2 separate regions of the Homo sapiens genome follow, and region 2 is linked to region 1. A link is an interaction called in ENCODE POLR2A ChIA-PET data of the cell type or tissue named here. Cell type or tissue: MCF 10A. All regions are shown on one strand. Each heading gives the region's core, and the rest is flanking DNA. Links, peaks and the distances in the headings are about the cores only.

Evidence for each region. ChIA-PET counts read pairs that join two places held together with the same protein. Peaks named below come from ENCODE experiments on the same cell type or tissue, not always from the same donor. Only the 100,000 strongest peaks of a DNase experiment are listed, where the experiment ranks them.
Region 2: POLR2A ChIA-PET joins it to region 1 with 46 read pairs; 33 of 35 experiments call an interaction of 5 or more read pairs at or near these places.

What each region holds. Positions count from the first base shown.
Region 1 is chr11:18,374,927-18,391,220 of GRCh38, reverse strand. It overlaps MIR3159 (microRNA 3159), which reads right to left and starts at 3,434; the gene lies at 3,361-3,434. RefSeq lists an enhancer at 6,810-6,869. In MCF 10A, for the core only: no CTCF peak of the experiment used is centred there; DNase peaks (open chromatin) are centred at 6,750 and 7,360.
Region 2 is chr11:18,309,772-18,317,771 of GRCh38, reverse strand. HPS5 (HPS5 biogenesis of lysosomal organelles complex 2 subunit 2) reads left to right here. Exons shown (of 23, transcript NM_181507.2): 2 at 1-21; 3 at 5,748-5,858; 4 at 6,321-6,385; 5 at 6,839-7,031. Among named protein-coding and RNA genes, the nearest start is that of HPS5, 8.4 kb to the left of the region's middle. RefSeq lists an enhancer at 6,866-6,945. In MCF 10A, for the core only: no CTCF peak of the experiment used is centred there; DNase peaks (open chromatin) are centred at 3,611 and 6,861.

The sequences.
Region 1 (16,294 bases), core at 3,937-11,936:
GGCTGAAGCAGGAGAATTGCTTGAACCCAGGAAGCAGAGGGGCTGGACATGGTGGCTCATGCCTGTAATCCCAGCACTTTGGAAGGCTGAGGCAGGCAGATTGAGCCCAGGAGTTCAAGACCAGCCTGGGCAACATGGTGAACCCCCATATCTACAAAAAATACAAAAAAAAAAATTAGCTGAGGATGGTGGTAAATGCCTGTAGTCCCATCTACCCAGGAGGTTGAGGTGGGAGGATCACCTGACCCAGGGAGGTCCAGGCTGCAGTGAACTGTGATGTCACCACTGCAATCCAGAGCAAGACCCTGTCTCAAAAAAAAAAATTTAAAAAAAGAAGAAAAAAATGTGCTGTATATACCCAGTGAAATACTATTCAGCTATTTCAGAATGAAATCCTGTCATTTGCAGCAACATGGATGGAACTGGAGGTCATTATGTTAAGTGAAATAAACTGGCACAGAAAGGCAAACATCGCATGTTCTCACTCATGTGGGAACTAAAAAATTTGGTCTTATGGAGGTAGTGAATAGAATGGTGGTTACCACAAGTTGGGGAGGATAGTGGGGATGAAGGATGAAGAGGGATTGGTTAATGGGTGCAAAAATACAGTTAGATAGGGCGAGTATAGTTAATAACTTATTGTATATTTCAAAATAGCTAGAAGATTCAGAATGTGCCCAACACAAAGAAATCACAAATATTTGAGGTGATGGATATACCAGTTCCCCAGATTTGATCATTATACATTTTATGCTTGTATCAAAATGTCACATGTACCTCATGCATATGTACAACTATTATGTATCAGTAAAATTTTTTTAAAGGGAAAATCCCATAAAGAGGTGGTTTAACCAAGGGACAAGCTGGCCTCAGAGAATAGATGCTGCTTAGCACCCACTGTAAGATTTTCCTAAAATGGCCCTGGCTGCAGGATGCTGTCCATCCAAAACATAGTGCTGAGTCATTCCTTCATCTTGTATTTATTATACGCCTCCTTAAGAGCATTCGGTGGCCCCTCATTGCCTCAAGAATAAAGTCCAAACACTTTGGAAAGACACAGCCAAACCCCTGTGATCCAGCGCCCACATCCCCTCTCTGGTTTTATCTATTTTCCTTCATGCTTCCTATGTACCAGTCCCAGGGCTACGCACCACATTCTCCAAATGTGCCATGTACTCTCTCACCTCAAGCCTTCCACCTAGGGAGTTCCTTCACTCTGAGTGCCCTCTCCTTTGCCATCATCCCTACCCACCTGAGCCCCACATAACCAGCACTCAATATATTCCTTTTTTTTGAGACAGGGTCTCCCTCTGTGACCCAGTGCAATCTCAGCTCACTGTATGCAACCTCCACATCCCAGGCTCAGGTGATCCTCCCACCTCAGCCTCCTGAGTAGCTGTAACTATAAGTGTGCACCACAATGCCCGGCTAATTTTTATATTTTTAGTAGAGACGGGGTTTCTCCATGTTGTCCAGCCTCGTCTTGAACTCCTGGGCCCAAGCCATCTGCCTACCTCAGCCTCCCAAATAAATTAATTCATATTTGTATATGTCTCTGTCACTGAACTGTAAGCTCCTAGTGCAAATAAACTTTTTTTCCACTGGGAAACTTTCTTTCCACTAGGAAAAAATGTTTTCCTAGCACAGGGCAAGAAGTTTTCCTAGCACCGGGCACAGTGGCTCATCCTTCTAATACCAGCACTTTGGGAGGCTGAGGCAGGAGGATCGCTTTAGCCCAGGAGTTTGAGAGCAGCCTAGGCAAAATAACAAGACCTCATCTCTACGAGAAAAAAAAAATTAGCTGGGCATGGTGGCGTGTGCCTGTAGTCCCAGCTACTCGGGAGACTAGGGTGGCAGAATTGCTTGAGTCCAGAAGGTTGAGGCTGCAGTGAGCTATGATCGCTCCACTGCACTCCTGCCTGGGAGACAGAGTGAAACCCTGTCTCAAAAACAAACAACAACAACAACAAAAAGGCTGGGCACGGTGGCTCACCCCTGTAATCCCAACACTTTGGGAGGCCGAGGCTGGCGGATCACGAGGTCAGGAGTTCGAGACAAACTGGACAACATGGTGAAACCTTGTCTCTACTAAAAACACAAAAATTTGCCGGGTGCGGTGGCAGGCACCTGTAATCCCAGCTACTCGGGAGGCCGAGGCAGGAGAATTGCTTGAACTCAGGAGGCGGAAGTTGCAGTGAGCCAATATTGCGCTACTGCACTCCAGCCTGGGTGACAGAGCAAGACTCCATCTCAGAAAACAAACAAAAAAACCCCACAAGTTTCTCATTTATCTCCATAACCCAACACATACATTTATTTGTTTAACAAATATATTTTGAATTAAATGCCTGCTATGTAAAGGGACTGTGCTAGGTATTGGGGATACAAAAATGAATACAACAAACTTATAAGCCTTCGAAGACTTTCGTATTTAGTGGAGGAAACTGACAGCCTCGCCCTTAATAGTCAGAATGCATAAGAGAATGTAACTACTGCAAAAGAGGTAGAGAAAAGTGCTCTGCCATTCAGAGGAGAGAGGGCATTTGGGTAAGGATACCAAAAAAGGCTTCCTGGAAGAGGTAGCATCTGAGCTGCAGCTAGAAGAGGATTTTAATTGGTAAAGATCAGGGGCTGAGAAAGCAGAGAACAAAGCATGAATAAAATGCACAGGGGCAGGAAAATACATGGTGAGTCTGGTTAATCTTTAGCCTTAAATGCCAGGCTAAGAAATTTGGGGGAGACAGGGTATGCTGGCTGACATTTGTTTTTTTTTGTTTTTTTTGTTTTTTGAGACAGAGTCTCACTCTGTCGCCCAGGCTGGAGTGCAGTGGCGCAATCTCGGCTCACTGCAAGCTCCGCCTCCGGGGTTCACGCCATTCTCCTGTCTCAGCCTCCCGAGTAGGTGGGACTACAGGCGCCTGCCACCGCGCCCGGCTAATTTTTTGTATTTTTAGTAGAGACGGGGTTTCACCGTGTTAGCCAGGATGGTCTCGATCTCCTGACCTTATGATCCGCCCCCCTCGGCCTCCCAGAGTGCTGGGATTACAGGCGTGAGCCACCGCGCCCGGCCAACACTTGTTTTTTTGTTCTTGTTTGTTTGGTTGGTTGGTTGATTGTTTTTGAGATGGAGTCTCGCTCTGTTGCCAGGCCAGAGTGCAGAGGCGCGATCTCCGCTCACTGCAAGCTCCGCCTTCCGGGTTCAAGCTATTCTCCTGCCTCAGACTCCCGAGTAGCTGGGACTACAGGCGCGCACCATTACACACAGCTAATTTTTTCGTATTTTTAGTAGAGACGAGGTTTCACCATGTTGGCCAGGATGGTCTCGATCTTCTGACCTCGTGATCCACCCAGATCTGTCTCCCAAAATGCTGGGATTACAGGCGTGAGCCACTGTGCCCAGCCCGTGGCCGACACTTGTAATCCTAGGACTTTGGGAGCCTGAAGCAGGAGGATTGCTTGAGCCCAGGAGATTGAGGCTGCAGTAAGTCATGCTTACACCACTGAACTCCAGCCTGGGCAACAGAGTAAGGAAAGGAAGGCACCAGGATTTTTTTTAGTAATACACAACATACAGATCTACAACATGTACAGACCATATACAGCTCCAACCACATGTGTTCAGAACATACACTTCTCATACAACCCTAGACAGCCCCACAGTCCCTTCAAACCCTCACTGACAGCCTGACTCTTTTTTTTACCTTTTCTGTGGTTGCAAAACTGATGGCTTTCCTGAGTTGCAGGGCCCAAGATGCAGACAACCTCATCAGTCTCTGTTCCTGAGATACCAGGGCCTACTATGTACGTACCAAAGTAGAGGCTCCTCTCTTTGGCATGAGAGCAGGCACCTGCTCCTGAGAAACTCCTTCATGTCCCTCTCCTCATCCCAAGCCCCATCTGTCTCTCAGATGACAGGAATGGATGCCAGAAGACTCCACCCTGACTGTTCAGGTTCTCCTGGGTGACAACCCCTGGTCCCCTAATGCCTGTCTCCTCCTCCTCACCCGCTCCTCCTCCAGGCAAGGCTCATCCTCAGGCACAAGATGCTGCCTGCATTTCCTCTTTTGGCTTGGACCATCATTCCCTCCAGAATTCATTCCTCACACTGTTCCCTAATAAAATCCATCTCAAAAACTCTAGATTCCTTCCCAGCCACTTCCTAACCCAGGAAATAAGTAGCAGCTGTGTCCTTTCTCTCCCTCTTTCCCTGGCTGGGATTTGGGCCTCAAGCTTCCCATCCCACTGAGAAGTTCCAGAGCAAAGACTGTCACCAGAATTTAAGTGACTTCCAAACCCAGGGCCCCCAAAATCAGTGCTGCAGAGGGAGTCCCAAGGCCCCTTCAAGCCAGACAGTCACCAGTGGCACCCACAAGCAGAAACTGTCTGTTGTCTAATCACAGCAGGGGAGGACCATGAAAAGTTGTGATAGCCTTTCCCTCTGACACCTTGGGTGGCAAGGACAGTGATGGGCATGGCGGGACAGAGACGACGGGGCAGCTGATGGATAGGGGACACTGGCCTGGGGGTCAGGAAACATGTATTCTTACCCCAGCTATGTCATGGACACCTGGGTAACATTGTGGCAGTTGCATTCCCTCTGTAGCCTCAGCACCCTTGACTGCAAACATAAAAGGATCTCTCTTGGCCGGGTGCGGTGGCTCATGCCTGTAATCCCAGCACTTTGGGAGGCCGAGGCAGGTGGATCGCTTGAGGTCAGGAGTTCAAGACCAGCCTGGCCAACATGGCGGAATGTCATCTCTACTAAAAATACAAAAATTAGCCGGGCTCTATAGTGGGCTCTTGTGATGCTAGCTACTCAGGAGGCTGAGGTACGAGCATCGAACCCAGGAGGCGGAGGTTGCAGTGAGCCCAGACAGCGCCACTGCACTCCAGCCTGAGCGACAGAGCGAGACTCCATCTCAAAAAGAAAAAAAAGGGCCTCTTTCTTCCAGCTGTAATGTCCAAGGAGGCTCTGCGGTAGTGAGTCCAGCTTCCACACAACACACCTTCATTTTTACAATGCTCAGGACTCAGAGGCAAAGCGCTCCCCATTTTGGGAAGTGATCAGGACTGCTCCTGAGATAAGGGAGAAATGCCTATGGCGACAGGAAACCTATGCCTGCCATCCTCTTGTCCCCCATATTAGTTCCAAAACAGGATCCCAAATGCCCAGTACACTGGTGGGTGTTTGTTAAATTTGTTAACAAAAACTATCTTGGCCAGGCGCGGTGGCTCACGCCTATAATCCCAGCACTTTGGGAGGCCGAGGCCGGGGGATCACGAGGTCAGGAGATTGAGACTATCCTGGCTAACAGGGTGAAACCCCGTCTCTACTAAAAATAATAATAATTTAAAAAATTAGCCGGGCGTGGTGGCGGGCGCCTGTAATCCCAGCTACTCGGAAGGCTGAGGCAGGAGAATGGCGTGAACCTGAGAAGAGGAGCTTGCAGTGAGCCGAGATCGTGCCACTGCACTCCAGCCTGGGCGACAGAGCAAGACTCTGTCTCAAAAAAAAAAAAAACTATCTTGGGCCTGGCGCAATGGCTCACGCCTATAATTCCAGCACTTTGGGAGGCCGAGGCGGGTGGATCACTTGAGGTCAGGCATTCAAGACCAGCCTGGCCAACATGGAGAAACCCTGTTTCTACTAAAATACAAAAATTAGGTGGGTGTGGTGGTGGGCTCCTGTAATCCCAGCTATTCAGGAGGCTGAGGCAGGAGAATCGCTTGAACCTGGGAGGCAGAGGTTGCAGTGAGCCGAGATCATGCCACTGTACTACACCCTGGGCAAGACAGAGCGAGACTCCTTCCCAATAAAAAACAAACAAACAAACAAACAAACAAAACAAAACAAAACAAAAAAACTTGGCGGGGCGTGGTGGCTCATGCATGTAATCCAGCACTTTGGGAAGCTGAGGCAGGTGGATCATGAGGTCAGGCATTCAAGACCAGCCTGGCCAACATGGCGAAGCTTCGACTCTACTAAAAAATACAAAAATTAGCCAGGCGTGGTGGCGGGTGCCTGTAGTCCCAGCTACTCGGGAGGCTGAGACAGGAGAATTGCTTGAACCTGGGAGGCAGAGGTTGCAGTGAGCAAAGATCGTGCCACTGCACTACAGCCTGGGTGACAGAGCAAGACTCTGTCTCAAAAAAAAAAAAAAATATATATATATATATATATATATCTCTTGTCCCAACACAGTGGCTTATGCCTGTAATTCCAACACTTTAGCAGGCCTAGATGGGAGGATTATTTGAAACCAGGAGTTCAAGACCAGCCTGGGCAACACAGTAAGACCTTGTCCCTACAAAAAATTTTAAAAATTAGGTTCTGCTGGACAAGGGGGCTCTCTGCCCTGTTCTTTGAGCCTGCTCAGAGGACACTGCCCTGAAAAGGCAGCCCTACTCATTTCTGTAGGGTGCTAGAAGGGAAGCCTGAGATTCTCTTATGAGGAGTCAAAGAAAACTCCTCAGATGCTCAGGAGGGAGCTCAGGCTGTGGGGGGCCGGTGCCGATGTGGAGAAGGCTTCTTCTGTGGCCAGATAAAGGACATCAGGTCCTTCCCTTGCGTGTAGCTGTGGTGGCTTTCACAAGCATTCTCTCAGGGTGTTTTCACCCTGACCAGAAGAGGAAAGCAGGAGCTTTAATATTTAACTGGTGATATTGCCAAAACACAAAACATTGAATTGCTCCAGGCCACACAGCGGGAAAGTGGCCAAGTGGATTTCAAACTCACCACTCTGTACCTCTGACTTCCTGTCTCACAGTCTGGGAGGATAGTAAGCAAGTACTTAGCCCTTTGCTTCCTGGATTTCAAAGGGCAAAAGTAATAAATACTCCCTAGCTCCCTCCCCTGCCCAAGGCTACAGGAAGGTCCAGACAGCTCCTCTGGCTCACAGGGCTACTTCAGGGCTTTATCTAATTAGCCTCCCTCTCCCTGGTGCTGCATTAGCCTTGCATGGCCCTTGGGTGTACAAGGCCGAGCTCTGCCTTTTGTACAAACACACTTGCAGCGTCAGGCTCTCTCAAAGGACAGTTTCACTGAGCTCATACTCCAGTTTTAGCCACAGAAGGGATGAAAGCCTCAGAGAAATCCTCATAGCCTTGGTCTTCCTTTACCCACTGAATCAGAGGGAGATCACCAGCCCCTGACACCTGCCCCTGCCTCACTTATGCTGCAGGGCCTCTCAGTAACCCTGCCTAGCCCACAGGGCAGACATTAGTCACACAGTGGAGACTTCGTGCTCAGAGAAGAGACGGGAAGTTTTCTTGGTCCGCCCTAGTGTTTCAGTGGTGGTGACTCAGGGCCTAGAACTTCCCAAGCACCCTAGAGGTTTCTTCTCTGCACCATGTACCATGACCTTCACAACATGCCTGGCACTGTGGGTGTGGTTCTCCCTCTAGTCTCTGACTCCTGGGTTTTTTCCACTGTACCAGAGCTTCTTCCAACAGCCCTTGCTTGGAGTTGACAGCTCTGTAGCTTGGCCTCACTCTGCAGGAGGCCACACCCCAGCTTTTAAAGCTACAGCGTCGGCTGAAGGCTACCTCAGTGGAGAGCTCCCAGCCTCAGCTTCCTCTCCAGTTGTCTTTTGGCTGCAAACTCATGATGTCACAGACAACCCCGACCCGACCCCCACCACAAGCTGGTTTTCAAGCACCCAAATTCCTCCCCTTTCCTCAGGAAGGCTGCCTGTCAACCACAGATGGGTATAGGCTGTGCCAGCATCTCCATGGTAACCATGGGCCGCAGCTTCCTGCCTTGATCCAGAGCTTGCACCCGTGGCAGGGCTCCCTTGCAAGGAGGGCTGGCTGTCACAGTAGGCCCATTACACATCTCACTATCATCCTCGCATGGGGACAGCTTAGGGAGGCAGCACAGCTCAGGAGTTCTTTGAGGAAGGTCTGAAAGGGGGCAGACTGGGAAGGCTCTCCCTTCTTTGTGGAATCGATTCTTCACGGTAGGCTGTGGGGTTCCAGTGTTAACACTTTTTCAGGGCATGGGTGAAAGTTGAAAATGTGAGTTTGTGAGTTGGCTTTAGACTTTGCTCTCTTGGGGGGTACAGGAGAGAGACTGCAATTGATTAGGCAATAATTCCAGTTCCTTGCCACCCCTAACTCCATAAAATGTCCCCTGGGGCAGTTGAGGAGCTCTCAACTAGGGGGGCTGTTTATCCATGTGGAATCAAAGACTCCAGAGTGAGACGGGGGCCAGCGAGGGCCAACAAGAGGAGAGCCAACCTGAAATGCACCCTTTTGAGGACTGAGGAGGTATCTTCTGAGAGATTCTGTTTCCAGGAGAAAAGCAAACCAGAATACAAACTGCAGCTGCTGCTGTTCCTCCTGCTTCTCATCTCCGTCCTCTAAGCACATCTCCTCTGCTTCCAACCGCAGTACTAGGAGGCAGGGCATGGGAGTGAGCCTGAAACTCATTGTAGCAGACCAAAGCTCACAGCCTTCCCTGACCCCTGCGTATTTGTTTTTTTGTTTTTTTTTTTCTGAGATGGAGTCTCACTCTGTTGCCCAGGCTGGAGTGCAGTGGTGTGATCTCGGCTCACTGCAACTTCTGCCTCCTGGGTTCAAGCAATCCTCCCACCTCAGCCTCCAGAGTAGCTGGGACTACAGGCGCATGCCACCATGCCCTGCTAATTTTTTTTTTTTTTTTGAGACGGATTCTCGCTCTGTCGCCCAGGCTGGAGTGCAGTGGTGCGATCTCGGCTCACTGCAAGCTCCGCCTCCCAGGTTCACACCATTCTCCTGCCTCAGCCTCCCGAGTAGCTGGAACTACAGGCGCCCACCACCAAGCCCAGCTAATTGTTTTGTATTTTTATTAGAGACGGGGTTTCACTGTGTTAGCCAGGATGGTCTCAATCTCCTGACCTCGTGATCCCCCCTGCCTCGGCTTCCCAAAGTGCTGGGATTACAGGCGTGAGCCACGGCGCCCAGCCAACACACCCTGCTAATTTTTGTATGTTTTTGTAGAGACGGGGTTTCACCATGTTGGCCAGGCTGCTCTCAAACGCCTGAGCTCAAGTGATCCGCCCTCCTTGGCCTCCCAAAGTGCTGGGATTACAGGCGTGAGCCACCGCGCCCAGCCTTGCATAATCGTTCTTTTCATGTTCAACTTCTTTTCCAAATCTCCTTGGAGGGCAGTTAGGTGTTTGCACTTCTGTGATATATAATCAAGAATACCAGTGGGCGCGGTGGCTCACACCTGTAATCCCAGCACTTTGGGAGGCTAAGGTGGGTGGATCACCTGAGGTCAGGAGTTCGAGACCAGCCTGACCAACATGGAGAAACCCTGTCTCTACTAAAAATACGAGATCAGCTGGTCATGGTGGTGCATGCCTGTAATCCCAGCTACTCGGGAGGCCAAAGCAGGAGAATAGCTTGAACCCGGGAGGCGGAGGTTGCAGTGAGCCGAGATCACACCATTGCACTCCAGCCTGGGCAACAAGAGCAAAACTCTGTCTCAAAAAAAAAAAAAAAAAAAAAAAAAGAATCATGTTAGCTGGGCACAGTGGCTCATGCCTGTAATCCCAGCACTTTGGGAGGCCAAGGCGGGCAGATCACTTGAGGCCAGGAGTTCGAGACCAGCCTGGCCAACATGGTGAAACCTTGTCTCTACTAAAAATACAAACATTAGCCAGGCATGGTGGCGGGCACCTGTAATCTCAGCTACTTGGGAGGCTGAGGCAGGGGAATTGCTTGAACCTGGGGGAGATGAAGGTTGCAGTGAGCCGAGATTGCGCTACTGCACTCCAGACTGGGCAACAGAGTCCCTGTCTCAAAAAAAAGAATACCATGTTGGGGAAGACTGTATAGAATGACAGCAGGGAGAAGAATTTGGGTCCTTAGGCTGTTAATCTAATAAAGAGAGAGAGAGAACACCTCAAAGGAATTTGGGGGGCACTGAGGGTGGGAGAGTTGAAGAGATGCCTTAACTTCTGTGGACTGTGATCAGAGTGAACTGTAGAGGAATGAGGCCTCTAGCTATTCTCATTTAGTGCTGTTGTAGACATCATTGGAATCTCCACTATCACTTGGCCAAATGTGAAGCTAAGGATTTGAGCTATTTTGGAATTACTTTTCTTTTTCTTCCTTTTTTTTTTTTTTTTTTTCCTGAGATAGGGTCTTGCTCTGTTACCCAGGCTGGAATATAGTAGCATGATCATAGCTCACTGCAGCCCTGAACTCCTGGGCTCAAGCAATACGCCATGCTCAGCCTTCTGAGTAGCTGGGACTTCAGGCGTGTGCTACCACGCCTGGCTAATTTTTAAATTTTTATGTAAAAATGAGGTCTTGCTATGTTGCCCAGTATGGTCTTGAACTCCTGGGCTCAAGTGATCCTCTTGCCTTGGCTTCCCAAAGCATTGGGATTATAGGCATGAGCCAGTAAGCCTGGCCTGAAATTACTTTGGATTGCTGACAGGTGCTTCTTAGACAGTGCTGGGAGACAAAACCTCATGGTTCCAGACTTTGTGAGAATTGCAATAATAATTACTCCTATATTTAATTAGTTAATTAATTTATTTATTAGGTCGAGTCTCACTCTGTTGCCCAGGCTGGAGTGCAGTGGCATGATCTCAGCGTGCTGCAACCTCTGCCTCCTGGGTTCAAGCAATTTTTATCCCTCAGCCTCCCGAGTAGTATGGACTACAGGTGTGCACCACTACGCCTGGCTAATTTTTGTATTTTTAGTAGAGGCAGGGTTTCATCATGTTGGCCAGGCTGGTCTCAAACTCCTGACATCAGGTGATTTGCCTGCCTTGGCCTCCCAAAGTGCTGGGATTACAGGCGTGAACCACCGAGGCTGGCCATTATTTATTTATTTTTATGAGACAGAGTCTTGCTCTGTCGCTCAGGCTGGAGTTCAGTGGTGTGATCTTGACTCACTGCAACCTCTGCCTCCTGGGTTCAAGCGATTCTCCTGCTTCGGCCTCCTGAGTAGCTGGGATTACAGTTGCATGCCACCATGCCCAGCTAATTTTTTATTTTTAGTAGAGATGGGGTTTCACCATGTTGGCCAAGGCTGGTCTTGAACTCCTGACCTCAAGTGATCCACCCACTTCGGCCTCCCAGAGTGCTGGTATTATAGGTGTGAGCCACCGCGTCCAGCCTTAATATGTACTAAATCCTACAAATTCATTATCTAATTTAATCCTCACAATTACACATTTTAACAGAAACAGAAACTGAGTCTTAGGGAGGTAAAGTAACATGCCTAAAGTCACTTGGGCATATGTGCTGGAGCCAGGCCTCAAAGAAAATGAAATCCAGAGGCTGGGTGTGCCGGCTCACGCCAAAGTATATCCCAAAGTATATCCCAGCACTTTGGGAGACCGAGGCGGTGGATCATATGAGGTAGGGAGTTCAAGACCAGCCTGGCCCACATGGTGAAACCACGTCTCTACTAAAAATACAAAAATTAGCCGGGCGTGATGGCATGTGCCTGTAATCCCAGCTACTCAGGAGGCTGAGGCAGGAGAATTGCTTGAACCTGGGAGGCAGAGGTTGCAGTGAGCTGAGATCGTGCCACTGCACTCCAGTCTGGGCCACAGAGCGAGACTCCGTCTCAAAAAAAAAGAAAATGAAATCCAAGTAGCAGCTTGAGATCCAGGTAGCAGCTTAGCAGCTGGGTAGGCTCCCTGCATGGAGACCAGGAACTGCCATTACCTCTAAGAGCAGAGAAAACAGGGTGTTCCTCTCAGTAAGCTCCCAAGAAAATTGCCAGGCCATGCTGAAGAGGGTTCTTACTGATCTGATGAAGCAGAAAATCAAAGAGATTTACATGAGGCGTTGTGGCTCGGAGGCTGCTCCCTCACAAATCTGAGCACCAGGAATGTGCTGGAGCCCAGGTGACCATCTGTAGCAGCTCCTGCCAGCCTGTTTCTGTGCTGCTTTGTTAAGTCCCAGAGGCAGGGGATGGGGAAACACAGAGAGAGTGACTCTCTCTGAGGAAGCCCTATTTTTCTTTTCTTTTCTTTTTTCTTTTTTTTTTTTTGAGACAAAGTCTCACTCTTGTCCGCCAGGCTGGAGTGCAATGGCACGATCTTGGCTCACTGCAACCTCCACCTCCAAGGTTCAAGTGATTCTCCTGCCTCCGCCTCCTGAGTAGCTGGGATTACAGGCACCTGCCACTATGCCCAGCTAATTTTTGTATTTTTAGTAGAGACGGGGTTTCACCATGTTGGCCAGGCTGGTCTCAAACTCCTGACCTCAGGTGATCTACCCACCTCGGCCTCCCGAAGTGCTGGGATTACAGGCGTGAGCCACTGTGCCTGGCCTAGGAAGCCCTATTTTTCTATCTTTCTGCGCAGGCCTTTCAGAAAATTGACATCTCCCTCCTACTTGCACCACTTGGAGAGAAGCTCTTCACCTCTCCTAGGGACATGGAGGTGCAGAAAGCAGGGCCTCCAGCTGCTCTGCATTGTCCTCCAGCAAGAAGGTCCCAGACAGTAATCATTGTGCAGTGGGAACCTCAGGTTTGGGAGCCACACAGACCTGGGTTCAAATCCTGACTCTGTTCCTACTGCCTGAATGCTTCTGGACAAGTCACTTAACCTTTTGAAGCCTTAAGTGTCTGTGACATAAAAAAAAATGATAGCCCCCATGTGAAAGGTTTAATGCAAACAAAAGTACTTGGCACAGGGTGATTGCCCAATAAACCATATTCCTATTGCAGGAAAATGACTTGGGAAGAGGCGAGTTTGTGGTTCCTGTTCTGACAGTTTGTTTCATCTATTTTGGACTGTAATTTTTTTTTTTTTTTTTGAGACAGAGTCTCGCTCTCTCCCCCAGGGTGGAGTGCAGTGGCGTGGCATGATTTCAGCTCACTGCAACTTTCATCTTTTGGGTTCAAGCAATTCTCCTGCCTCAGCCTCGTGAGTAGCTGGGACTACAGGCGCCTGCCACCACAATCGGCCAATTTTTTGTATTTTTTTTAGTAGAGATGGGGTTTCACTGTGTTGGCCAGGCTGATCTCAAACTCCTGACCTCGTGATCTGCCCACCTCGACCTCCTAAAGTGCTGGGATTACAGGCGTGAGCCACCGCACCTGGGTTTTTTTTTTTTTGGAGATGGGGATCTTGCTGTGTTGCCCAGGCTGGACCACAGTGACTGACTATTCACAGGTGCGATCATAATGCACTATAGCTGTGAACTCCTGCCTCAGCCTCCCAGGTAGCTGGCACTACAAGTGTGTGCCACTGTGTCTGGCTAATGCCAGTTATGTTTAAAAACACATATACATTAAAATATATAAGTTTTACAATTAAAAAAAGTTAATTCATCTGAAATTTACTCTCTCAACCTCCTGGAGGTGTGCTAACCACACTTTAGAAAACAATGGGTTAGGCTGGGCGCAGTGACTCATGTCTGTAATTCCAGCACTTTGGGAGGCCGAGGCAGGAAAAATGTTTGAGCCCAGGAGTTCGAGACAAGCCTGGGCAACATGGTGAGACCCCATCTCCACAGAAATTAAAAAATTACCAGCCGGGAGTGGTGGCTCACGCCTGTAATCCCAGCATTTTGGGAGGCCGAGGCGGGTGGATCACGAGGTCAGGAGATAGAGGCCATCCTGGCTAACACGGTGAAACCCCGTCTCTACTAAAAAAATACAAAAAATTTGCCGGGCGTGGTGGTGGGTGCCTGTAGTCCCAGCTACTCAGGAGGCTGAGGCAGGAGAATGGCGTGAACCCGGGAGGCGGAGCTTGCAGTGAGCCGAGATTGTGCCGCTGCACTCCAGCCTGGGTGACAGAGCGAGACTCCGTCTCAAAAAAAAAAAAAAAAAAATTACCAGCCTGGCCAACATAGTGAAATCTCATCTCTAGTAAAAATACAAAATATTAGCCAGGCATGGTGGCAGGCGCCTGTAATCCCAGCTACTCGGGAGGCTGAGGCAGGAGAATTGCTTGAACCTGGGAGGCGGAGGTTGCAGTGAGCTGAAATCGTGCCATTGCACTCCAGCCAGAGCGACAGTGCAAGTCTCAAAAAAAAAAAAAAAAAACAACAAAACTAGCTGGGCATGGTGTCATGTGCCTGTGGTCTCAGTTACTTGGGAGACTGAGGCAAGGAGGATCACCTGATCTCCAGTCAGCCAGGTTTGCCCCACTGCACTCCAGCCTGGGCGACAGAGTAAAACCCTATCTCAAAAAAAAAATTTTTTTTAAAAAGAAAAAACACTGGGCTAATGAAGAACTTGGTAGTGGAATGACAGTGACATGCTCACGCGGAAACTTTGGCTTGGTATATCACAAGGCACTGTGACTAGCTAATAAGAGGATGGAGAACATCAGTTTACAGCAACCATCTTATGGGGCTTTCAGTCATGAAATGGTGAGCATGCGCCTAAACACAAAAATAAAACATTACCAAAACTCAATGCTAGTGGACCTCTGGTTAAACATGATGAATTGACCTGATACATTTATCTTAACTCCTTCCTCAAGCCCCACTAAAGTGATAGGAAAATAACACACAAAAATGAAGGGACTGGAAGATGAGAAGTCTGCCAGCAATGCTTTGGAAAGTAGAAATCAGTGGAGACTGAGACCATAGTGAAATTCAAGTGCCCACACAGGGAGGGAGTGAAGAGATGGAAGCTGATTTGCTCTGAAGAGCACTGTTCAGTCTCAGGAATTGGAGGTACCAGGTACCATGGAAGGGAAGGGTAAAGTGTGGGGCTGTAACAGGGGCTATAAGGAAATGCTAGGCTCTCAGACTTCTATTCCCACCCTGAAACAAAATGGCTACCTCCTGCCTCCACCTTAAGTGAGAACAGGTTTATTTTCTGAGGAAATGCAATCAGGGCCCAAGCACAATGGTGAGAGCGCTGGGGCATAGGAGATTGTCTGTATACAGAGAGCTCCCTTCCCCAGGTGATTCCCAGAAGGGTGGCATCCAGGCTTACATTCCCGAAACCTGGAGGTCCCTTCTTTGGAGAGACTGAACAGCCTCAGAGAAAAGTCCCATAAATACTATTTTTTTTTTTTTTTTTTTAGAGACAAGGTATCATTCTGTCATCCAGGCTGGAATGCAGAGGTGTGATCACCACCCACTGTAGCTTCAACCTTCCTGGGGTACATGTGATCCTCTCAAACTGCTGGGGATTACAAGCATGAGCCACCATGCCCAGCCCAGCTGAGGGTTTTATAGTTGACTCTGCCTGGTTGTAATTCTGAACATCTTTTTGCCTTGCAGGTCTACATTTCTCTTTGCCATACTGCTCTGGGCTCTGGGGGTTGACCTGAATGGACCACACAGCCATGGTGTCTCCTGTCCTCCACCTTCACTGGTGAAGACTGGGAGTGAGGAAGAAGAGTGAGATTGCACCCTCTCTGCAGGACCATGGGCAGACCCTGCCCCTTACCTCTTCTCAGGGGTCTCTCTTCTCTCCTGTTAACTTCTTCCCATTCCCTCATCAGGCCTTTGCTTGGTTTCTGGACATGCCGCCCACACCTTTGTAAATTGTCCCTTTAATCTCTTCAAATAACCCAGTTTAAGGGTGCCATTTGTATCCTGCCAGGATCCTGTCTCAACCACTAAACAATATTCACATAATCAAAATGTAAACACTATTAATTATCGAAAAACTGTGAAATAACTATATCAGGAGCCTGGAGTCGAGGGGAAAGGAGTAATGGTATTATAAGAACACTAAATCTTCAACTACCATAATAGAAAGTCAGTAGAAAATAACAAAATTAATAAGAATGGTATACTGTCAGCTAAAAGAGTGGAAAGTAATTGATTCAGTGAAGAGAGAATAAAGGGTAGGGGGCAGTGAGTGGGATAGTGGACGTGGTATTTTGAAATGTGCCTTCTAGTGCTTTTCACTTTTTAAATTATGAGCACATAAAATGTTGCTAAAAAAAACAAAATTAATTTTTGAAAAGTCTAAAGCCAAGAGAAAAAAACACAGTAATGGCCCTTTGAATTCTTTTGAGGGCCTAGTGCATAATGGATGCTTAGCGGTACCAACAGCAGAATTCAAGCCTCCCTAGTGACTTCAGATCCAGTAATCCATCTCCTTCACTGCACTTTTGGAGAATAAAGCAGTCTCAGCCTCAGAGCCATCTGTGCTTGTCAGTGTGAGGCCTGATAGAAATAAAATAGCTCTCCTGCTCCCAATTATTTATATCAGGTAGAAGAAAAATTTCCAGCCTGCAAGATCAGGTTAGGGAGAGAGTGAGGAGGTTAGCGAGAGAGTGAGGAGGGTAGGGAGAGAGAGGTCAGTAGATGCACAGAATTTGCATTCAAGAGCTGAATTTGAATCTTAGCTCTCCAATCCCGAGTT
Region 2 (8,000 bases), core at 1-8,000, 70 kb after region 1:
CTGGACTCCAGTCGTCTAAAGGTGAATTTCTTGATCCTTGTATCAGTTTCATTTTCACGTGCTCTCTGTTACTGTGCCCCTACCCTCCAGTTCCTTAACGTTTTGTGGAATCTTGGGTGTTCTTACCTGTCCTAGTCATACTTTTGTGGGGGAAAAAAAAGAAGAAAATAAACTTTTTATCTGAGGAGTGTGAGCCCCTTTAAATTATCAGGCCCAGGCTGGGCGTGGTGGCTCACACCTGTAATTCCAGCACTTTGGGAGGCTGAGGTGGGTGGATCACTTGAGGCAAGGAGTTCAAGACCAGCCTGGCCAACATGGTGAAACTTTGTCTCTACTAAAAATACAAAAATTAGCCGGGCAAGGTGGCACGCGCCTGTAATCCCAGGTACTCGGGAGGCTGAGGCACGAGAATCACTTGAACCCGGGAGGTGGAGGTTGCAGTGAGTCGAGGTCATGCCACTGCACTGTAGCCTGGGCAACAGAGTAAGACTCTCTCAAAAAAAAAAAAAAAAAATTTATCAGGCCCGGAGAAGCATTGGAATGAAACAGTAGTCTCTTATCACTCTTTTTTTTTTTTTGAGACGGAGTCTCGCTCTGTTGCCCAGGCTGGAGTACAGTGGTGTGATCTCAGCTCACTGCATGCTCCGCCTCCCGGGTTCACACCGTTTTCCTGCCTCAGCCTCCCAAGTAGCTGGGACCACATGTGCCCGCCACCACGTCTGGCTAATTTTTTGTATTTTTAGTAGAGACGGGGTTTCACCATGTTAGCCAGGATGGTCTCGATCTCCTGACCTCGTGATCTGCCCGCCTCGGCCTCCCAAAGTGCTGGGATTACAGGTTTTATCACTTTTGTTTGAGCTAATTAATTACCTCTTGAAGCTACTTGCTATGTGGGCACTAGACTAACTGACACCAAGTAGTGATAAAATGCAGTACACTTCATAGTTCAAAAGTGTATAGCCAATCACTAATCAATGTTATTGCTGTAAGCCAATGAGAATTCCTGACAAACAGCCTCTTCTGAAAACTTGAGTTTCTTGTTTTCCAGAGCATTCCCCAAGGCAACTTGGAAGTTTGTCCTAGGCTGCATCCTCAACCTTGGCCCAAATAAAGTCAATGTTAATTTGGCCTCAACTTCTTCCTTTTAGGTTGACACTTTACATAGAGGTATAATTTTCATAGCTCTTTCTTGATTTATTTTTTGAGCTATCTTTTGAATTCTAATTTACCATCCCTGGAAACCATGATACTGACTTGCTTCATTTTTCCCCGTTAGTGTTCTTGCTGTCTTCTCTCAGAAAGTAATATATTTGATTGAAAATAAAATGGTATAAATGAGTATATCTCACAAAGACCAAGAGAAAACTGTCTCTTCATCTTCTGAAGGTTTGCTAAAAATCAGCTACTAAAAATAAGATTAATAGGAGAAAAGGCATATAAAATCTTATTTTCTTTTCTTTCTTTTTTTTTTCTTCTTTTGAAACAGGTTGTCTCTGTTGCTCAGGCCTAAGTGCAATGGGGAGATCCTAGCTCACTGTAACCTCAAACTCCTGGGTTCAAGTAATTCTCTTGCCTCATCCTCCTGAGCAGCTGGGACTAAACATACTCGATACCATGCCAGGCTAATTTTTAAAGTTTTTGTAGAGATGGGGTCTTGCTATGTTGCCCAGGCTGGAGTACAGTGGTGAGACCATAGCTCATGATAACATCGAACTCCTGGCCTCAAGCAATCATGTGCCTTGGCCTTTGGCTTCCCTAAAGCACTGGGATAACAGGAGGGAGCCACCATGCCTGGCTGTGTGTACCCTCTTTCATAGGGAAGTGGGGATATGGAGAATGTAGATGATTGTTTTGAGTGGCAATAAATCATTATGGAGAATGAATAGACCTAGCAAGTGGGAGGCAGACATGGGAAGGTGAGGGATGGAGCTGCATAGGAACAATCTGACTTATGCAGGTAAAATCCCCCAGATAAACTCTTGGAGCTACCTTCAGAAGAATAAATGAAAAGTCTATCTGGGCATGATGATGACTCCCGGTCTGTTGATTTTTCCTGGTTATTTGATGAGATCCTTAGGGAAAGGGTTTAGGACAATTGCATTTCTTTTGGAAGGAAGCTTTCTTTTTCTTTCTTTCTTTCTTTCTATTTTTTTTTTTTTAAGATAGAGTTTCACTCCCTTGCCTAGGCTGGAGTGCAGTGGCACGATCTTGGCTTACTGCAACCTCCACTTCCTGGGTTCAAGTGAGTCTTGTGCCTCAGCCTCCAGAGTAGCTGGGATTACAGGCACCTGCCACCACGCCCGGCTAATTTTTGTGTTTTTCGTAGAGACAGAGTTTCACCATGTTGGCCAGGCTCGTCCCAAACTCCTAGCCTCAGACAATCCTCTTGCCTCCTCCCAAAGTGCTGGGATTACAGGCATGAGCCATTGAGCCTGGCCCACTTTGGAAAGAAGCTTTCTTGGTCAGATAAGGAAATTCCTCTGGAGAGAGTCCCACTCTGTGCTTGGTGGAGAGGTGGAAACGAGACAAGGTTAAAGGGACTTTGGTTTTGAGGCAGCTTCTAAGAACTGTCAGCATGTCAAAGCTCCCTATTTTGGGGTATTGGTTGCTGAGCCCCAATAACCCCTTTACATTTTGAATAACATGTAGTTATACTAAGGTCATTCCAAAACAGGGAGTCTGGTGTAACCCTCGTTTTAGGGAGAAAAGCAAAAGTTAGTTAGCTCTGGGCAGAATGTCGACCTAAGAGGAAGAAGCTAAGAGGAAGAAGCTGCCCTGGCTTGGTGGCTCATGCCTGTAATCCCAGCAATTTAGGAGGCAGAAGTGGGAGGATTGGTTGAGCTCAGGAGTTTGAGACCGCTTGGGAAATATGGCAAAACCCCATCTTTACAAAAAATACAAAAATCAGCTGGACGTGGTGGTGGGTATCTGTGGTCCCAGCTACTCAGAAGGCTGAGTTGGGAGCATTGCTTGAGCCAGGGAGGTTGAGGCTACAGTGAGCTGTGATAGCTCCACTGCATTCCAGCCTGGGTGACACAGCAAGACCCTATCTCAAAAGGAATAAAAAAACCCAGAAAACAAAACAGACAAAGGCGAAAATAATATAAGCAGACAGTTTATTAGGGCCAAGCTTGAGGATTACAACCTGGGAACATAGATAAAAGTTGCTTTAAATATACACTTTGATTAGCAGCAGTTACAAGTGGATTATTTATTTATTTATTTATTTATTTATTTATTTTTGAGATGTAGTCTTGCTCTGTTGCCCAGGATGGAGTACAGTGGCACCATCTCAGCTCTCTGCAAACTCTGCCTCCCGGGTTCAAGTGATTCTCATGCCTCAGCCACCAGAGAGGCTAGGATTACAGGTGTGTACCATCATGCCTGGCTAATTTTTGAATTTTTAGTGGAGACGGGGTTTTGCCATGTTGGCCAGGCTTGTCTTGAACACCTGGCCTCAAGTAATCCGCCCGCCTCGGCCTCCCAAAGTGCTGGGTGGATTATTTTTTGAGACGGCTGGTCGGGGGAGGGGGGATGCGGTCTTACTATGTTGCCCAAGCTGGAGTGCAGTGGCTATTCACAGGCATCATAGCTGAGTCATAGCACACTGCAGTGCACTGTAGCCTTGAACTGGCGTCAGGCAGTCTTCTTGCCTCAGCCTCTCAAGTAGCTGGGACTACAGGCATGTACCACACCACATGGCCTGCCTAATTTTTATATATTTTTTAGAGATAGGGTTTCATTATGTTGCTGTAGCTGGTCTCAAACTCCTGGGCTCAGTGAGTCCTTCTGCCTTGGCCTCCCAAAGTGCTGGAATTACAGGCATGAGCCACCGCACCCGGCCTTTTTTTTTTTTTTTGAGACGGAGTCTAGCTCTGTCACCAGGCTGGAGTTCAGTGGCGCAATCTTGGCTCACTGCAACCTCCACTTCCTGGGTTCAAGTGATTCTACTGCCTCAGCCTCCCAAGTAGCTGGGATTACAGGCACGCACTGCCACACCCAGCTAATTTTTGTATTTTTAGTAGAGACGGGGTTTCACTTTATTGGCCAGGATGGTCTCGATCTCCTAACCTCGTGATCCGCCCACCTTGGCCTCCCAAAGTGTTGGGATTACAGGCGTGAGCCACTGCGCCTGGCCTGGATTTCTTAAAAATAAAAATGTTTAAATTAGGGCTGGAGTCTTATTCTGTTGCCCAGGCTGGTCTCGACATCCTGACCTCCCAAAATGTTGGGATTATAGGCATGAGCCACCTTGTCCAGCCCAAGTGGATTTTTAAAGGAAAAGAAGAGGCAGATTCTGAGTTGTTTAGCAAAAACTCATATTAAAATAACAAAAACTATTGATTGGCTATACATTGTTCTTTGTATCACAGATTTCAGTGACATGAAGGTAACAGGTGAGACAGCTAGTCAGTGACAAAATTACTTTAAACAATTGCCCCCAGGCGTGGGTGCAGAGAGTGGGTGCATGACTGATATCTCATATTCATTTCTGTCTGGGCCTGCATACTTCACATAGCTCAGACTGCCCTGAGCTATTTTTTTTTTTCCCTCAATAAGTATGTGTTTTGATTGTCCTTGGAATTCAAAGAACTATGTACTTCCTTCAATCTCTGAGTTATTTTGATTAAACTCAGGAATGATGTGGTAAAAAACAAAGTTTCATAACCAGTACCAAAGTAATTTCATTTTTATACTTTTGCTACTGCCCTAAAGGAGATACTAGCATCTGAGGAAAGGGAAAATAGGAAGTGATAGACAGTAATATGAGTAACAATTTTGAGGCTTGATATCAGTTAGACATTTTTTCAGCTGCAAATTACAGTATGGTGTAACATATTAATAGGAGCTTACGTGGTAAAGATGTTTATAATCTCATAGGAGGTTAGTGTTCTGGGTTTAGTGTAGTGGCCCAATGATATAACTGGCTCCCATTTTTCCTGTTCTACCATTGCACATATGTTAGCTTTTAGCTGCTTTTGCAATATGTGTCCTGTCTCCAGTCTTACTGTTCTCATTAACATCTCAAGAAAGTGGGGGCAAAGGGCAAAGGCTTTCTACAGGCTCTGCCTTTCATCTTTCATCAAGGCCTCAGCAGCCTTGGTCTTATTAGCTAGAATTGAGTTACATGACAACCCTTGGCAACTAGGGAACTGGGAAGGTGAATATTTAGGTTTTCCAACTTCTATGGTGAAAAGCAACAAAATTGAAGAAGATTGGGAATGTCTCTTAGTCAATCAACTAATAACTTTTACCACGGGGTATTGGGCACGGCATGACCACTGCATTCTCTGATGGAGTCTCACCTACCCTAAGACTTGTGGATGTTTTGTGGTGTTTGTACAGATTAGAAATGATTTAAATGAACGAATATTTAACCTGGTTGCTTTATCTTCTGGTAACTTCCTTGGTCTTCCATTGTTGTAGTCAGCATTGGAATGACCTAGCCAAATTACACAAAATATGAAGTCTTAACAGCCAGCGTTTGCCAAGGGAAAATTACTCATACAATGGAGCCTATTCAGCCTTTGTGAGATTCATTTAGAAGTTTAAAAACAAAATGTTCTTTCTTCAGTATTTTTTACTATTCTAGAACTAGAGAATAAGTGTCATATTGTGTCCATATGGGCAGAGGGTAAAGTGAGGGAAGGAGCCTGATGCATAAATCCTCAGTATTTATTTTCAGTGGATAGTCTATTTGGTTAAGTAGCTGTGATTATCTCACACTTCTCTTCACATGTTTTTAGTGCACGAGCATAGCTGTGTCTCGGAAATGGTTGGCTTTGGGCAGTTCAGGAGGAGGACTCCATCTCATTCAGAAAGAAGGCTGGAAGCACAGGCTTTTTCTTTCACACAGGGTAAGATTAAGGGCAGCTCTGTCATACACCATTTGGAGTCTCTTTCATAAATGCAAATTTCTCCAATATAAATAATCATTTGGAATAAAAGAATGTAGAACTTGGCTTGGTGCGGTGTCTCACGCCTGTAATCCCAGCATTTTGGGAGGCCAAGGCGGATGGATTACCTGAGGTCAGGAGTTGGAGACCAGCCTGGCCAACATGGTGAAACCCCGTCTCCACTAAAAACACAAAAATTAGCTGGGCGTGGTGGTGAGTGCCTGTAATCCCAGCTACTTGGGAGGCGGAGGCAGGAGAATCGCTTGAACCCAGGAAGTGGAGGTTGCAGTGAGCCGAGATCGCACCATTGCTCCCCAGCCTGGGCAACAGAGCGAGACTCAGTCTCAAAAAAAAAAAAAAAAATAATAATAATAATAATGTAAAACTTGAGATTTAAAAAATGTATTTTCTTTTGTGCTCTAGGAAGGTGCAATTTCTCAAGTCGCCTGTTGTTTACATGATGATGATTATGTTGCTGTAGCTACCAGGTAAGAATCTGTTCCAAAACTATCTGTCCTTTTTCAAATGCATTTTAAATTGACACATGTGTTTGTTAGGGTGACCAACCATCCTGGTTTGCCTAGGATTGTCCCGGTTTTAACAGTGAAACTCCTGTGTCTCAGGAAATCTCTCAGTACCCAGCAAACCAGAATGGACAGCTGGTCATCCTAGTATTTGTAGAAAATGCTAATTTAAGGTTACAACATTTCAAAGGCCTTAAAAGATAAAGGGAACAGAGATAATTTAGATCATTTAACTTCTCCTATTAAACTGGTTTGGTGACTAAAACAAGGAAATTAATACCTTGACTTTTTATAATACTTCCTCTTTTCTGAAGAACAAGAGTTGCATATGTATTTGATATAGTTGATACTGTGATGCAACAAAATTGTACCTTGTTCACTGTTGCCACGTTTGCCTCTGTGACTCAATTCTTGCAGTCAAGGTCTTGTGGTTGTTTGGGAATTAAATCAAGAGCGTCGTGGGAAACCGGAACAAATGTATGTGTCTTCAGAACACAAAGGCCGAAGAGTCACAGCTCTCTGCTGGGATACAGCTATTCTTAGAGTTTTTGTAGGTGATCATGCTGGGAAGGTTTCTGCTATCAAACTCAATACTTCTAAACAAGCAAAGGTGAGAAGCAGTCCCATTCTTTGTGTATGTAGTGAGATACAAGGTGTTGTCTTATAAAACTTCCAATTAAAGGATGTGATTTTATCTACTGTATTTCTTGGGAGACTAATCCGGAGTCCAAACCTGGAGATTTTGAGGAGACCTGTTTTTATATAGTACACACGGTGGCCTGTTAGCTCAATACCGTTACAGAATGGCTTTTGTGAACTAACTTCAGTACTTTGCACATTATCTATTGCAGTCCTTCCTGATTCACCTGCATGGCTCATTTAAAGCATTCTTTAGTATAAGGCTATTAAGAAAGAAAAGATATCTATTTATTATTGGTGTGAATAAAGTGACAAACATAGAAATGACACCAATTGCCCAGGCTTCTGGTCTTCTCTGCTTCTTGTGTAGAAGAAACTCATAGGTCTAGGAATATTTTTTATCAGGATGGATATAACTTATTTTGAATGGAATCTTGAAGACACCTTCTGGCTTTGCTCTGCTCTGCAGGTCCTCAGGCTTCTTGCTGCAGTTATGGCTAAGTAGAAGGGTTGAGACTCAGGTTACCCTAACAGAATGCTCCAGTCTGTCATTAAGACAGAATAGACCAGCTTCTCATTGTCCTGCTCCTCCACGACCATTACATCAGAAGTAGAGGGATTTGTCTTGCATTGGCTTATTTCTATTTAGGATCCTGGCAGAAAAGAAAGGCTCTAACTACTATTGGCTAAATTTATTTTATTTTATTTTGAGACAGGTTCTTGCTCTGTCACTCAGGCAGAAGTACAGTGGTGAGATCATGGCTCACTGCAGTCTTGATTGCCCAGGCTGAAGCAATCCTCTCACCTCAAACCTCCTGAGTAGCTGGGACTACTGGCATGCATCACCACGCCTGGCTAATTTTTAAAAACTTTTGTAGAGACAGGGTTTCGCCATGTTGCCCAGGCTGGTCTCGGACTCCTGGGCTCAAGTGATCCAATC